2 separate regions of the Homo sapiens genome follow, and region 1 is linked to region 2. The links are chromatin contacts, found by Hi-C or POLR2A ChIA-PET in ENCODE. All regions are on one chromosome and are shown on one strand. Each heading gives the region's core, a stretch centred on a gene start or an enhancer-like site at or near the end of the contact. The rest is flanking DNA. Distances are from core to core; before and after follow the strand shown.

Region 1 (5,988 bases), core at 1,520-4,019, 46 kb before region 2:
ATAAAAATAGAAAATCAGAAGCTTGCAGGAATGATTTTCTTGGCTAGTTTGACTCACTATCAGCCAATTGTCCAAGTAAAAAGCTGTTTAAAGTTTTTTTTTAAAAAAAGAGGTGAAGTTTTAATAGCATCAGGAACAAAAATACCATTGTAAGCCAGCTCTCATTTTTTGACATTTTTTGGTATCATCTGGACAAGGTCATTTGTCACAGGGTATGACTCTATCCATGATGCTACAGACATCATAGAAAGTCCAATGATGAAAACAATTTTCCAGAATGAAAAATCCCTGGGAGACTAGAAGTCTTATAGTTCTTGCACAATTGTAGAAGATCTTTGGTTTTACACCATGAGTTTTCCAAGTCTTTGATCCTGTGTAACTTACTCAGTGTAGTATAACTATAGTGGTTTTCTTTAATTCACTTCCTCTTCAAAAGAACAAATTTTTATAATGGGGTCTAACACTGTAAACATTTCATAATATTGTAGCTTCAAAGAAGGCAGGCTGTAAACACATTTGCATCCAGTTAGCTGACGGTTTATAGATCTGAGGGACTCTTGGGTCCATGCTTTCCATGAGGAAGCATTTATTTCATTGGCTTTGCCTCTGAAGTGCAGTTCCCATCAACCCACTCAGAGAGGAAGTGCTTCATTAGCATCTTTGGTCAAATAACCTTTTCTGTGGTACTTTCCTTTGATTTTTGATGTATAATTCCATTTCTGTCTTGAGTTATGTTAATTTTGCTGCTGTTTTCTGTTTTTTTCTTTTCAAATGGGTTAGAAGAAGACTTTTCTCCTATTTTGTCCTTTTCTACTTGGGGTCAGGACATGGTATTTAGCCCAGAGAATTGCATAAGGGTCAGTAAAAACTATACTTAATTTAAATATATATTATGCATTCATTTTTTTGAGATCTACTCACATATGCCCTTCATTGACCCCCCCCCCCAGTGAAATTGAGAGCAGGTTATATGTGTGCTTAGCTTGCTCCCCAGTTGTTGAACATGATGATATTGGCCTCTGGGGAGTTGGGAACACCTTCTTCCCCATCTTTCCCTCTGGGGAGATGGGGAAAGGGCAATATCCTGGAGATGAGATCCTGGGAGCTGGGCTGAGATAGAGGTAAGTCTCCTGTGTATATCAATGGGGAAACACTGAATTGGGGAGGAGAGAAAAGAAACTGAATGGAGAGGTGGGCCATTGGGAGAGGCCAGGAGTTGGATACTGTATCATGGAGAGCATAACTGAAGGTATAACGTGGCAGATAGGAAGAGAGGTGATGAGAGAGAAGAATGAGGATCAAGATCTGCAAGAGGCAAAGTGAGATAGCTCAGGATCAGAATGAGTGACTGCTGAATATCCATTGGGCATTATTGTTTAGGTGCATCTTGACACCTCTTAAAGAGATAAGGCAGCTCCTTAAGAAAACAACCAGGCCAGATGGCTAAGGCCTGTCCAGTCAGTGTGAAAATCTGTGGCCCCAGGTGGGGTTCTGAGCATGTGTTAGTCATGGCTAAAGCTGTTGTTCAAATATTGGGACCACAGCCACTTACCTTTACAGACCATGATAGTCACCCTGTGCAGCTACAGCTTGAAGCACTTCAGGGTCACTGAGGTCCATAGAAATAAAAGTCAGAGGCTGCCTAGCCTTGGAAAACCCCATATTCTCCTTCTTTCAATACTTTGCTTGCCTTTTGTGCTAGAAGCTAACGTGTTCTGTGGATCTTCACCAAGCTTGAACTCTCTGATTGCAGCATCCTATGTACCAGAAGATGGCCTTGCAGGAGTTTGGCTTAAGCACCAAAATATTGTCATGCAGTCTTATTTTTGTTGTCTCCGCTTCCTATATCAGGGATCTCTCAAATGGTTATTTAATTGTACCCCCTGCTTACTAATAGGAGAATGGTAGAAGCTGGGGCAGAAGCACCTTAGCTGTAGAGTGGCTAAAGTTTGCCTTGAGGCCGAAGGTGAATTCTGGTCTCACCTCCACTCTCTGCCCAATAGAAGATGTTGAGATCACATGCCCAGAGGTGGGCTTTGATTCCCATCAGCTCTGCTCACTCAATTGTCTCATACATCCTGCCCCCAATCACCCACTCATGCGAAACGTAGTTGGAAGACTGTGTCCCAATTATCTGCCCTTCTTAGAGACTTTCAACCACGTAACCCTGAAAGCAAAACTATGTTTATAGCCTAATTTGAAAGGATATTCAGGTTTCTTTTACCTTGAAGTTTTCTGCTTTAATGTGGGGCTTCATTTTTACTCCATTTAGCATCTCAGTTTGTAGAAAATAGGAGGCATGTCTGCTCCAGATATCATCAAGATCAACACAACTGAGTTTATGAGTGATTTTCTCATCTGAGAGAGAATTAGCTTTGAATCCAGACCCAATAGAAAGCTCAGATCCAGGATTCTAGGAGAGGCACCACCACACAAGGGTATCCTCTGAACCCTTGCTTTGGAAGGCATCATTTTATATCCTGGATACGGATGCTTAGATGTATGTTTTTGTGCCAGGAGGAACTGGTTATGGCAATGTGTGGGGGAGATGTTTATCCTTTGGATGAATATTTGGGTAGGAGGTTTGTGTTTCAAGAAACTGAGCACTAATTGTAAATACAACCATTTTGCTGTGATTGACTCACTTCTTATTCATTCTTTTATAGGATCTTGTGGAAACACATTATGTACATTAGGGAGACTCAGCTCATGCATTTCCATTGAATAAATCTGCTAAAGGAAAAGGCATTACTCCTCCAGCTCCTTTTCAGACAGGCAAGAATATAAATCTTGTGATTAAAACAACAATAATAACAGCAAACTTTTGTGGGGAACCATTAATTCCTAAGACAGGAGATCTCAGACAGATGTAGTAATAAGAACATTTGCCACGGAGAGAGAAGACATTAATATAGAGTGAGAGGCTCTGCTGTGTTACCTGCAAACTTCTATTTTTGGGGTATTGTAGTTGATAACCCAAGGCTCCTTCCAATCTAACATTCTCTAGAGATAGAATGGGCATGATGACAGTGATTTCTGGTGGGGCTTTCCAGACAGGTTTGGAAGTACAGTGGTTCACATTTTGATGAGGAGGCAAGTCGGGGGAGTAAAGTGGAAGGAGCTCAGGCTTAGGAATTCAAGGGACATGGATTTACATCCTGACCCTGCCACTTACTAGCAGTGTGATCTTGGGAAGGTTACTTGATCTATCTTTCCTGAAGTTTGCTATCTGTAGAAAGAGGATAACAGTTCTAACCTCCTAAGGTTGTTTTGAGGATTAAAAGAGATATTATAGCTATTTAAAGTGCTTGTTTAACACAATATCTGACACATTGTAGGCCCCCAGTAAATGCTAGTTTAAGCTCCCTTACCCTTTACTAGCAATGATATCATATTAGTAAGAGTTCTAAAAACTTGAAAGATAATGTGTCATCCACCCTTAGCCTACACTTCACATGAGTTTTCGTCCTTTTTTGAGCAAAAGCTTTTATTTTAACAAAGACACATTAAGTTCTACTTATTTATTTGTGTGCTGTGGTTGTGATTTTTTTTTGCATTTGTATATGAAAAATCAATAGTAAATGCTGATTTCCTTTTCCTGTGGCTGTAATTGCTATGTTAATTTAAAGGTCTGATTACAGAAATGAATGCAGCTGTGCTGCTCTTGCACTGCACAGCCCTGGATGTGCTGTGTGTGTACCCAGGCATGCTGCACTCCCTGTACTTACATCATTTAGGAGGAAGTTTCCAGTACCACAACCTCACAGGCAGTATTTAATCACCTCAAACTCTAGCTTTGAGGTTAGCCTGGAAATGAAAAGCCACTTGGGTTTACCACAACAGAAAAGTCAGAGGTACACCATTTCTAAGACAGCATGTGGGGAGGCACAGCCAGGCCTGGGGGGCTCCTGTGGGAAGCTGGGAGCCATGTGAGTTTCATACCCAGGTGCCATAGTAAAGACAGAACCTGCTTCCTTATGTGTGTGTGTGTGTGTGTGTGTGTGTGTGTGTGTGTGTATGCATGAGCATGTCTGCACATATATATTCATATATTTGCACAAATTCATAGATACATTATTTCTACATATCAAGCCTGTGCCCTGTAATCATCAGTGACTATTTTTCTGTGTGTGCAGAGTTCAGGATGTCATCTGGACATTTCTATGGTCTCCGTATCTCCATTTTCCTTATCTCCAATTTCTCCTACTCCCAGTTCAACTTCTTCATCAACCTCTACCAGATGAAATTGGTAATACATGAACTCCCCTTCTTAAAAAGTTTCCTGTGCTTCCTCCCACCTACAGCACAAAGTTAAACTCCTTAGCACAACGCACAAGGCCCTTCTCGAGGGGTGTCTCAATCGAGCCTCATCATCCCTACTCCCTAGTCTGTGCTGTGCGTGCTACACAAGACTCACTGCTCCTAAGTGCACACCAGGCTCTCTTGTTCCACATCTTTGTGCTGCCTACTCCCTTGCTTCTCTTAGCCCTGCTGGCTCTAACATCACTTCCCATGGAAATCTTCCCTGACAGCTCTAGACCAAATATGGGCTTTCTCATTGTGTCTGGGTGTTTATTCCACTGCCATGGCACTTATCACACTGCTGTAATGAGTTTTGCTTTTTTTTTTTTTTTTGTGCTTCTTGTTGTTGTTGTTGTTTACGTATTACCTTCAGTACTATAATAGGATCTCCCAAGGACCGTGATTGTTCTGTCAGTTTTTGTAACCCTAAGAGCCTGGCTTGGTGCTTCACACACATGGCAGATGCTTCATAGTATTTGTTAACTGAATGAGTTAATGGAGACTCCCTGAATGTACGTGTATAGATATTAGTTACGTATAAGACCCACACACTGTTAGTCTTGAAACCAATTGGGGATTCTGGATACAGGCACCATTACTGATTTGCTCATTTTTTTCGCCATTTTTTGCTTCTTTTACTTTTTACATTGATTCAAGAATGATGGCAGGCAAACAGATTCTTAACGCACTTGTCCAGATCTTTGGCTTCTCACTTTCTCTGTAATTCTACTCCTCTGGCCTCACAGCATCCTAAAGCTTAGCTTTTAGACCCTACTCTGCTACTTACCAGCTGCTGTGTAACTATAAGCAAAGCACTTAAGGAGAAACAGAAACTAACCTTCTTAGGAACACCTTCATGTATCTTGCTCATTTAATTCCCATAACACCCTTTTAGATAATCATTTATCAACTCTGTATTTTCAGGATGAAGAAACTGAGGATTTGAGAAGTTAAGTAACTTGTTCAAGATCACACACAGCAAATAGAAAAGCCAGAGTACAAATGCAGCTCCGATTCCAAAACTTGTGCATGTTCTACTGGACTGCTTTGTCCTCTCCAGATCTCACTTTCTCCATCTGAAACATCACCAGGTTGTTAGAGGAGTAAGTCAGGAATGAGGGCTATGCATGCCCTGCAGGCTGTCATGTGTGTCTGGGCATAGGGAATGTTGTCACTCTGGAGGTGCACCAAGGGATGCTTCTCCTGAACCAGTGTTGGTTGCAGTGGTTGGGCAGTGCTCAGCCACTACTCTTCAGTCCTGGCCATGACCTCACTCCCTCTCTTCATGAGTGTTTATGCCAGGCAGTGTCCTAAAAGCATTTCACAGACATTATCTCATTTTAAAGACTATAAAAGCTCCAAGGGGCAAATACCTTAGTTAGTCTCATATAGATTAAAACAAACAAACAAAAAAAAAAAGAAAGAAAAACTGGGTTCAGAGAATGTAATAGGCATCCCTAAGCTCTCACAGAGGATTTAACCCAGAAAGTCTCAAACCAGACATACCCCGCCCTGCCCCCAACACATTTACCACTACACTGAATTGCCTCCAATTCCTACAACCCCTCAGAAGCTTCAGGCTTCCATAGCACCCAGGTTTCTTTCTAGGACCCTTGTAGGCTGGTAAATGATCTCTACCATCTCTACCTGAAAATGTGTGAGCTTTAGCCCAAAGCTTCCCAGGAT
Region 2 (5,722 bases), core at 3,223-5,722:
GGTGGGGTGAGGTGGACAAGGAGCTGACAACAGGCTTGTTCCCAAAGACTTCTAGTGTTTCTCCTTCCCTTTCCAACAACAAGATGTGTGGTTGTCATGGTTTCTACTTCCTCTAAAAGTCCTTTGACCAAAAATAGTCACATGGCCCCAGTCCAGCTACAAGGGAGATGTGTGGAAGTATATGGACTAATTGTTAAGCTGCTAACTGTCTCTATCACATTGCTCGGGGATACTGTAAGGAACTCTGGGCCAGAAGCTCACTGCTGGTTCTGCCGTGACCTTGGAACGTGTTCCTTGGAACTGAGCTCCAGATTTTCATTCCAGGTCCCTGGGGCCCCTGCGACCACATCCCTGCCTTGGCAATGCACCTTAGTTCTTATGAAGTGGAGTCCTGCTGCTGAAATGTCATTCGCAAGTCTGGGACCCTGTTACCTGTTATTACCTAATCTGCTTACAGCACTTCCATGACCTTATGTCAGATTTCCTGCTCTGCCTGTGCCATCTGTCTAACCAGGGCCTCTGTCTTTTGCTGGACTTCTCAGCCAGACTTTTTCCAGCTGCCTGTTGTCAGAGGCTTCCCTCTATGACCTGCTTTCCTTTGCTGAATTTGACTGTTCTCCACAACCTGGTCCACTTTGGTTTGGCCCATCCCATCATCATCTATGACCTGGTTCTGACAGGGAAAATGGAAAATATAAAGAAAAAAGAGGGAAAATTACAGAAAAGGAGAGCAGAAGGGAAGCCAAGTGATATAATGAGTTACACATAGAATAAGGTTCAAGTCTAACCCTTGCAACTTCTTACCTACATGACCTTGGCCAAGTCATTGAATCTTTCTGAAATTTCAGTTTCTTTATCTATAATGTGAAAGAGGTAGCCTAGGTGATCCTTAAGGTCCCTTCCAGCCCTAACACCTCATGATTCTACATGAAGGTGAGAAGCCTTCTTAAAGTCTCAAGGGCTCCTTTGAGAGTAAGGGAGAAGGAGGTCAAGATATAAGCACTGATCAGGAAGTAATTTTGGCAGAATTTTGAGTGAGAACTACTTAGGAGTATCCAGTACTCCTGGTTAAACATTTTCCTGGGCTTCACTGAAAAAGCCTGAAACCTGTACTTTGAAAATAGAGGAAGGGGACAGTTAGCTTTAATTAGATTTCATCTGACCATGATGAAAGTATTAAAATTGTACAAGTAGGATATTTACAGGGCACTTTACATTCTGCCCATTTTTTTCACTAGTCAAAAGAGACTGAAATTCAGTATGTTCTCAAATTAGCTAAAGAAAACCCTTGTCAAAGACCCCTCAATCCATCTGGTTATCATTATTAAAGCATTATGGGGTATGTATGCTTTCCATTGGAAAAAAATGAATAATCCCTTCAAATATGTAATTTCATAGGTTTTGAAATACGAAGGCAACCGTTAAGGGAACTATCAAAGCAGTCTGAAGTACAGTGTGAGTTGTCAAGGGAAAAATATAAAAGAATTTTTAATAACTGAAAGTTCAACAAATTCTAATGCCAAAGCCTGGGATTGTGGGAACACTTGTTGGAATTTCTAAAGACTGTTGTTTAGTGCATGGAGGCATCTGAACCCAGAAGGTAAATTCTGAAACACCTGGACCATATTAGAGTGTCTGGGGCCGAGAAGGTATGGTGAGGGGCCCACCCAGAGGTGCCCTCTAACACAACTTCTTTCCCCATAACAGCATACCTGGGAGCTTCTGTTCTTCTGGCTGTGGCATTTTGTTTCAAGAGCACTGCACCCTGTGCCAGCCTTGCCTCTTACACATCAACCCATATGCAGAAGCATTTCCCCTTAAGTAGAGTGTAGTAGAAATAGTGAGGGCCTGGAGTCAGGCAGATCTTGAGCTAGATCCCAGTTCTCCACACTTCCCCTCATGATCTTTGTGACCTTGAGCCAGCACAGTGCCTGGTTCATAGGAGACACTCAATCAATCCTTCTTACCTGACCTTTCAAACCAGGGCACGCGCTTACTCGATCTGATTGTCAGTTTGCTTCTTATAGGATAGTGTTTAAGAGCACAGACTCTAAAGGCAGACTAATTGGGATCAGATCCTGGCTTTATAAGTACTTAACTCTCTAAGCTTCAGTCTCTTCATCTGTCAAATGGAGATAATGCTAGTATTTACCTTATAAGTCAATTATGGTTACATGAGTCAAAGTGCCTGGACCAGTGACTGATACATAATAAGCTCTCTCTCTCTCTCTCTCTCTCTCTATATATATATATATGTATATGTATATATATGTAAAATAGAGTATTCTGAAAATTTCTAACATGTGATAAACAATCCAAAAATATTAAACACATATTTTTACCTATTTTATTTCTTTATTTATATTTTATTTACTTATTTTTATATTTCCATACATATGCTTATCCCCTTTTTCTTATTATTAGCCCTTGTCAAAGTCCTCAACATCCTCTAAAGGCCTCTATTAAAAAAGAGCAAAACTCCCTTCTATTGTGAATGCTCTATAGTTGACCAGGAGCTTTCATGAAAGAGCCTCATTTGAATCTGACCTTACCACCCCTGCAGAGTCCCCACCTGGCTTGTCCTAGCTCATCCCCCACAGAAGCCTAGCATTTCACTGGAGAAACTCATTGCTGACTCAGTCCCCAGACATATCAGGCCCTAACAAGGCACTGATTTGTCATCATTATTTTTTGCTACCTTCAAGGGCTACCTTGCAAAGTATCAGAGGCATTTCCACTCTTGCCATCCCTGCTTTGGGACTGGGATTATTTTCTCACTGCAGGCAGGAAAAATCTTTTGAAATTTCACATTTGGAGAGCAGACTTTGTTTCGTTTTTTTGTTTTTTTGTGTTTTTTTGTATTGTTTTTTGAGAAAGGGTCTTGCTGTGTCAGTGGTGCAATCACAGCTCACTGCAGCGTTGACCTCTCGGGCTCAAGTGATCTTCCCATCTCAGCCTCCCAAGTAGCTGGGCTATAAGCATGCATCACCACACCTGGCTGATTTTTTTATTATTATTTTGTAGAGATGGGGTGTTTTTATGTTGCCCAGGTTGGTCTCAAACACCTGGGCTCAAGTGCTTCACCCACCTTGGCCTCCCAAAGTGCTGGGATTATAGCTGTGAGTCATTATGCCCAGCTAGGAGACCAACTTTGGATGATAACTTAAATGTCTCTTCAATGTACTTGTATTTTATGATGAGGTGAATATATGGAGGTAGAGAGCAAAGGAGAAAAATCTCTAAGGAATGCAATATTTTTATTAAGTGTTATAAATTAGCAACAATTTTAAATCATAATACTCAGCATTGGTGAAAATGTAGTAAGACAGCTACTTATGTACTGGAGTTATAAAATAGTTCGACCTTTCTAAAAGTGATTTGACAGTATGCGTACAGATACTTAAAACTGTTGATATCTCTAGAATGTAAGTTTCATGAAGGCAGGGATATCTTGTCTGTTTTTTTACTTTGTTTCCTTATTACTGTATCGTCAGTTTATAATGGTATCCAGTACCTAGTCGGTGCTTATTAAATATTTGTTGAATGAAAGAATGAGTCATCAGTCTCTTAAGTACACTTATAGTTCAATCTGAAGAAAAATCAGAAACAAAAAGTTTTGTGCTCATTACAGCATAATTCATAATTGTGGAAGTTTGGAAACAATTATATAAAACAGGAATTACTAGATAAAGCTTGCTGTGTTTTTCTGTTTTTTAATAACATTTTAGGCTGAAGTTTTAGTATGTGGGAAAATGCTAATCATAACATTTTTAGTGGGGAAAAAAGACTAAAAAATTTTATACATAGTATGATCTCAAGTTTGTTTAAATAAAATTTTTTTAAGCATAGAAAAAAGATAGGAAGAAAATAGAACAAAATGATACAGTGGCTATCTCTGGGTGATGAAAATAAGGTGTGGTTATTTTTTTCCAACTTTTCTGTGCGTAATATTACTTTCAAACTTGGGAGAAAATGTATCAGAAAATTCCTATTGAACTTAGGGAGATGGAGGTCGGGCTTGTGATCCAGTTCTGCAACTTACTGGTTGTATGCTGAAGTTCTGGAGCCTTTGTGGGGCTCATATGATATATGTGAAAGTATTGTTTTACGAAATATTAAACATGCAACCCAAGTAGGAAATGATAGCTGTTGCTGTCCTTACTATTCTTGCAGCATGTGACACCTTTCGAGAAAGTATTCAAAGCATCATGAGATCCTTTTATGACAGGTGTTAAAATTCCAACAGGTTAGGAATGACATTGTCACTTCCTGGAGGGGGAGCCTACAGTTTCGTGTTGTACGGTGCCTGGTATGTTGCAGGCAGTAGCTAACTTTTACTATGTGAGTGAAGGAGGGTGGAGGAAATCATGGGTCTTCCACATTCATTTGTCAGGGTAACAGTGAACTATAACCCTGGCATACAGAAATGAGTCATTTTCCTGGCAGTGAGCCAAGGCCACAGTCATCTCCAGGAAGCTTCTTTGTTCTCTTTTCATACCCAGTCATGCTGAAACCTTGTAACCCCATGCAGAGGGGTCTGCATTTCACCAGGTTAATAGATAAGGGAGCTGAGGCCTATGGAAGGTTAAATAACTGGCTCACAGTCACACACTTAGTAACCCATGGAGCCAGGACTCAAATGCAGGTGTGTTTGATGCCTGCGTTCTGTGCTCTCCCCCATCACTGTGCCCCTTTCTGAAGGAGTGACTAGGTGGTATATTCCCCAAATCTTGCTAAGTTTGGGGGTTCCTGGGATATTCCAGACTGAGCTGTTTTAATTTCTTCTGTTGTTGCTAGTCAGAAACAAGGAAAACTTGACATCTCTAAATCTGAGTGGGAATTGGGTAAAATGCTCCTTTGTTGCTGGCTTAAGTAGTAACCCTTAGATAAAGGGTTTAATTTCAGATCTGGAGACTGACCTAGTTGCATCCAGCAATTGTCTATGAAAACCTTGCCTTCTCACTGGTTACAATGAGATTCCCAAACACTGTCTCTATGTTTACCTAATTAAACTCACACTTCTCTCCCCTCAGATGTAGTAATGAAGTCACTGTGGCTAGAGGAACATGGGTTTTGTGAAGTGCTCCTTGACATTTGCTTCCTTGAAGATGGATTCCATTTACATTATTCTTCCAAGTGGTATTTTGTCAACAAAGCTCAATAGTCATTTGAGTTTAAATAGCCTATTTCCCCCCCTCAAGGCCTAAGAAACTGGCTTTGAGCAAGTGGTGAGAGCTGAGTTATTGGGAACTTTGTGAAGCAATTGTCTGGTGCTTTAGAAAAAAAAGCAGCAGCCTGGATGTTATAACCCAGGGACATTCTTGTTCAAGTGATTGAATTCCCAACACACCTGGCCATCATTGTCACAGTGCCCATGTCTGTAATGATTAAGTAGGTTAGTGGAGAAGCTGGACTAGCTGGAACAATTAGAACAAAGAATGTGGTCCCAGTTCTCAGGTGGTGACTTTTTTCTCTTAGACCAGACAGGCTTGGACTTCACGTGAGATTTTCTTCATAGGAAGTGTATTAGTTTGCTCAGGCTCCCATAACAAAACACTGCAGACTAGGTGGCTTAAACAATAGAAATTTATTTTCTCACAGTTCTGGACTCTAGATGTCTGATATGGTTTGGCTGTGTCCCCACCCAAATCTCATCTTGAATTCCCACGTGTTGTGGGAGAGACTCGGTGGGAGGTAATTGAGTCACAGGAGCAGGTCTTTC

The links. A loop is a pair of places that touch in the nucleus more often than their neighbours do. ChIA-PET counts read pairs that join two places held with the same protein, here RNA polymerase II (POLR2A). Pooled maps may share reads with other maps.
Region 1: a pooled map shows a loop between it and region 2 (6-fold over the local background). The contact joins two enhancer-like sites. A Hi-C loop is called at or near these places in 1 of 168 maps with a recorded cell type or tissue (endothelial cell of umbilical vein), 2 of 37 single-sample maps with no recorded cell type and 9 of 50 pooled maps. POLR2A ChIA-PET finds 5 or more read pairs at or near these places in 2 of 52 experiments (PC-9 and activated CD4-positive, alpha-beta T cell).

Annotation. Positions count from the first base shown.
Region 1 is chr11:86,635,997-86,641,984 of GRCh38, reverse strand. The region is part of intron 2 of ME3 (malic enzyme 3); the gene reads left to right. Among named protein-coding and RNA genes, the nearest start is that of ME3, 34 kb to the left of the region's middle. Within about 2 kb of position 2,769, at least 3 of the 41 ENCODE cell types and tissues checked have a DNase peak (open chromatin) inside an H3K27ac peak, as active enhancers do; they include PC-9, where a contact is called at or near this core.
Region 2 is chr11:86,591,826-86,597,547 of GRCh38, reverse strand. The region is part of intron 2 of ME3 (malic enzyme 3); the gene reads left to right. Among named protein-coding and RNA genes, the nearest start is that of ME3, 78 kb to the left of the region's middle. RefSeq lists a silencer at 2,535-2,735. Within about 2 kb of position 4,472, at least 19 of the 41 ENCODE cell types and tissues checked have a DNase peak (open chromatin) inside an H3K27ac peak, as active enhancers do; they include PC-9, where a contact is called at or near this core.